Regions from separate parts of the Homo sapiens genome. Here region 1 is linked to region 2. The links are chromatin loops, found by intact Hi-C in ENCODE. Cell type or tissue: chondrocyte. All regions are shown on one strand.

Region 1 (2,500 bases), 1.0 Mb after region 2:
TTTTTGTTCATTCGATGCTATAAACCAACAGTGTTGTTATAATTCCATTTTTTCTTATTTGTTATAGAAATATTCTTTTGTAAAAATAAATTGGCTGGGCGCGGTGGCTCAGGCCTGTAATCCCAGCACTTTGGGAAGGCCGAGGCGGGGGAATCACCTGAAGTCAGGAGTTCCAGACCATCCTGGGCAACATGGTGAAACCCTGTCACTACTACAAATACAAAAATTAGCTGGGTGTGGTAGTGCGTGCCTGTAATCCTAGCTTCTTGGGAGGCTGAGGCAGGAGAATCACTTGAACCAGGGAGGCGGAGGTTGCAGTGAGCCGAGATCACACCATTGCACTCCAGCCTGGGCAACAAGAGTGAAACTCCGTCTCAAAAAATTAAATTAAATTAAATAAATAAATTGAGGCCTTTACCATTCATATTAGAAACAGGATATCCGATGATGACTTGTGCTTCTCTGTCAAACTCCACTAGCAGCCCAGTGGATTTCCTCTTGGCCTGTGGATTTTCTCTCTGTTTTTTAGGTTCCTGGTGGTAGGGGCACTCTTGTGAATTTCTCTCTCACTCTCTCCTTCTTTTCTGTTTTCTTTCTGTAATGTCATGGCCACTTTTAATGGGACGTTGTGGATGAGTTCCCAGGAACAGCTAGGATGTCAAAACATGACTTCAGGGGCAGAAGCTTGTTTTCAGTGAGATCATACAATTGTGATCTTCAAAGAGCGTCCTGAGTCCTGGGTGCTTCCTGGGAACACTGTTACAGGCACCATCTTTGGAGTCCGGAAGACTTACTTGCTTTATCAACTCGAACAAGTTACTCTCTGGGCCTCAGTTGCTTCTTCTGCAAAATAGTGACTCACGGAACCCTTGTGAGAAAGGTGTGATTATCCATCAAAAGTGTCTGTAAGGCACGCGCTGGAGGCTAGCAGACAGCAAGGACTTGCAAATGAACTTACCCAGCCTGTGGTCTACCACAAGATCGTTTGACCTGTGTGCATTCTCAATTCTCCCATGAGATCGCTGTAACGTTTATCTGTGGTGGGTGGGGGATGCCGAAGGAAGTTTCTGGACCCAATTTCTTCTTTCTCCCTAACCTTATGATGATGCTGTGGGCTCTGCGCTCCCTCTAGTGGTGAAACTGAACACCTTCGCTATGAGAGCAGCGTCGTTCGGGGCTGAGATGGTTGTGGTCACGATGTGGGTTCCTCTCTTTGTTCTCCTGCCCTGGCTAGGGATGCAGTTGGCACCTTCCACTCTTGGAGAGTCTGAAGAATGCAGAAAAACTTCGGAGAATGTTCTGATCGCGGAATTTGTTAGGACAGAGTCTTACAAGAACTAATTTGAGGATTTTACACATCTGCATGTATCTTTGACCTTAAAACTCTATTAATTTTTCATCGCCCTTTTCCACACTAATTATACTTATCTTTGCAAGGGTATTATACTTCCTTCCAACAGGATTTCTTACTCTCTCAAGTGATTTTGATAATCTTCATAATCCTGTTAAAAATAGCCATAATTCGTTCAAGTATATGAGAGTTGAGTACGAAATTAGTTTGGCTGGTTGACTCACTGCATTTTAAACCCAAGGATATGGGAAGAATGTCTTAATAGAGCCATTTAAATTTTCAAGATGTGAACTTGAACTTACCCTCTGAAGTTGGGGTCTAAGTTAGACAAAGAATTCTGCTTTGTGTGTGCCTGAGCACGTGTGTGTGTCTAATTTAAGCTTTCCAAAACCAGGATCGAATTCCTGTCGGTGTCATTAGGTTGTAGAACTTACGTTAAATGTTCCCTCTTTTTGTCTTAGTGACGTCTGTGATGACAAAATAATTAAGATTGTGTCTCTCTTCATGGAATCAACCTAGATGTCCATCAATGGTGGACTGAATAAGAAAATGTCATACATGTACACCATGGAATACTATGGAGCCATAAAAAAGAGTGAAATTATGTCCTTTGCAGCAACATAGATGTGGCTGCAGGCCATCATTCTAAATGAAGTAATGCAGAAACAAAAAGGCAAATGTCACATCTCACTTACAAGTGGGTGCTAAACCTTGGTACACGCAAATATAAAGATGAGAACAATAGGCACTGGGGACTCCAAAAGGAGAGAAGGAGGGAGAAAGGGAGGGAGTGGGGAGAAAGGGCTGAAGACTTTCTACTGGGTACTACCCTCACTATGTGGGTGATGGAATCAATAGAAGTCCAAACATCAGCATCACATGATATATCCTTGAAACAAACCTGCACGTGTAACCCCTGAATCTAAAATATAAAACAATTTAAAAACTCTGTGTCTTTAAATGTTTTCCACCTGCACCTGAAAGAAGAAGAACCTACGCAACTTTGAATCATACGAAGGAGTAATAGAATCTTAGAGTTGAGCCAGAGATCTCAGAGGTCCTCGTCCACACACCTCCTGATGGAGAGATTCCTTCCATAGCAACCCTGAGAGAGGGCGGACTGACCTCAGCCAAATCCATCAGAATGCT
Region 2 (2,500 bases):
TACTGGTCAATTTGGTTCCTGGTGAGGCCTCTTCCTGCAGAAGCCATATCTCCTCATGATGTCCTCATAGGGTACAGAGCAAGCGCTCCTGAGGGGCATTCGTGCCACCACAAGGGGTCCACTCCCATGACCTGATACCTCCCACAGACCCACCTCCTAATACCATCACACGGGGTTGCAGGGACACAATTCAGTCGACAGCCCCGGCCTTGGGAAACATCATTGCTTTTCTCATCACTAGGACTGGGGCACAAGAGAGGAAGAGTGAAAGCTGATTGACCTCCGAGGTTTCTCTTCTATCTAAAAGTCTATTATTCTAAAAATAAATTTAACAACATCTTCTTACACAATCCCCTCAAATACAGCCATACGATGACACAGCACCTGCAACCAGGAACCCGGGAAGGGTCTCTCCAACTCTGCCTGCCTTTCCCCAGACCAGGGACCAGCAGCCGGGGTGCTACCTGTGGCTCACCAGAAACACAGACTCTCAGGTCCACCTTGCCTTGCTGAATCCAAATCTGCAGGTAACAAGGTCCCAAGGTGACTCCAGGCACACCGGAGTTAAGCAGCTGGAGTAAGTCTCTGGGATGCCCCTCCCCAGGTAGACTCCTGTCCTCAAGGTCCTTGGGGCTCCAGTCTGAGACTCTATTTCCTCAAAACTCTGTAGTGCCCCACAGGCATCTGGACAGTCCCACCTGTCTAGTTTGAGCATCTGTTAAATAACAGTGAATACACATCCATGGCCGGGTTCTGACTCCGTTTAATCACCTTAGATGGAGCTGGGAATGTTTACAGTGTTCATGGATAGCTGTGCCACTTAGACTTGACATGAAGTTAGACTGAAGGCTGTGCTTATGGGTGATTTCCATGGAAAGACGGCATCACTGTTAGGAGCACAGCTGGCTCTTAGGGCACACAATTCACAGGGCTGCGATTTTCACAACCACTTCCAGGAGCATAGCTTCATAACATCAGAAACATCTGCCGGCCCCTGTACACAGTACGCAAAGTAATACATTACTGCTTCATTCTGAGACGAAACACTTTGACCTTGTGCTTCTCCATCATAGTTTAAGAAGCTGCCCTAGTTTATGTTGATTTATTCTTAAACAGTTCTTAGCAAGGCAAGTAAACGTATAATTTTTCTTAATTTTCAAAGACAACGGAAACTTTCCCAAATAGCCTTTGCCACCTCATATCGCTGTCAACTGCTAGTTTTTGTTAATTTCACATCAATCATCGGCTATAAATATTTGTGCCATATCAGCAGGGGATTTATTAGTGAGCACGCTTTAGCAATGCATCTGCCCAAACACCAAGCATGAGGGACAGTTTGTTTACGCATCTCACTCCCTCCACCTGCTGGTGGCTGCTGGAAATGAGTCCCCCAAAAATCCAGCCTTCACTTTGTAGGAAGTGGCACTGACAAATCCACCTAGTACTGCTTTACTTAGCTGTAAGTAACAGCATAATTGAAAGTGCTATACGTGTTTATCAGAACAAAAACACAGGAGCAGGCACATTAAGGCAGCAGCAGGCCCAGGAGTGAGAGTAAGCTGAGTTCTGGACTTCAGCTACACTTCCTTCCTGAGAATGTATTTCAGTGCCCACTGGACCTATGTGCTTCTGGTCAGTTTCACGGTTTCCGGCCCCTCGAGGGTGTGCTCCCCAGGAAGGCTGCCTTTCTAAGAGTCAGCTCCCAATACTGGTGAGAAGCCCAGGAGCTGTTTCCAGGCATCAAGACCATGCTGGCCAGATCCCTTACAAACCTTCAGTTTTCCTCCCCTTCCCCTGGAGGCTGGGCTGCACTTACTCCTCTCCCAAGCCGTCTGAGTCAAGGCTGCCCCTTATTCTCTGAAACTCCCTTTCTGCAAAACACACTGGAGTTCTTCAGGTCTGCAACAGGCCCCTCTGGCGCCACACCCGCCTCACCTGGGTCATTCCGTCCACATGCCGGGAGGTGCCCTCTCCTCCTTGCCAGTGCCAGCCTGGTGCTCTGGTTCCAGCTACCTCCTCTAGATAGCAGCAGATGAAACTTTCTTTAAAAAATATGTTGATACTTTTACATCATAAAAAAAAAAAAAAAAAAAAAAACAGCAATCTGGGCCGGGCGCAGTGGCTCACGCCTGTAATCCCAGCACTCTGGGAGGCCGAGGCAGGTGGATCACTTGAGGCCAGGAGTCCAAGACCAGCCTGGTCAACATGGTGAGACCCCATCCCTACTAAAAATACAAAAAATTTAGCTGGGTGTGGTGGCATGCATCTGTAATCCCTGCTACTTGGGACGCCAAGGCAGAATTGCTTGAACCCGGAAGATGGAGGTTGCAGCGAGCCGAGATCACATCACTGCACACCAGCCTGGGTAACAGAGCAAGACTCCCTCTCAAAACAAACAGCAATCTGGAAAACTCCGCATCATATTGTCAATTCTTCTTTAAAATTGATAAATCTCATGAAATGCTGAACACAGTACCTGGCCCACAGAGATGCTCTACCC

What was found. Peaks named below come from ENCODE experiments on the same cell type or tissue, not always from the same donor. Only the 100,000 strongest peaks of a DNase experiment are listed, where the experiment ranks them.
Region 1: it touches region 2 in a loop (3-fold over the local background); 15 of 110 quality-filtered maps call a loop at or near these places.

The regions. Positions count from the first base shown.
Region 1 is chr2:234,549,344-234,551,843 of GRCh38, reverse strand. No RefSeq gene overlaps it. Among named protein-coding and RNA genes, the nearest start is that of ARL4C, 54 kb to the right of the region's middle. In chondrocyte, a CTCF peak has its summit at 1,124 (motif pointing left); no DNase peak of the experiment used is centred here.
Region 2 is chr2:235,594,481-235,596,980 of GRCh38, reverse strand. All of the region lies in intron 1 of AGAP1 (ArfGAP with GTPase domain, ankyrin repeat and PH domain 1), which reads right to left. Among named protein-coding and RNA genes, the nearest start is that of TNRC17, 78 kb to the right of the region's middle. RefSeq lists enhancers at 1-203, 1,202-1,496. In chondrocyte, a CTCF peak has its summit at 1,378 (motif pointing left); no DNase peak of the experiment used is centred here.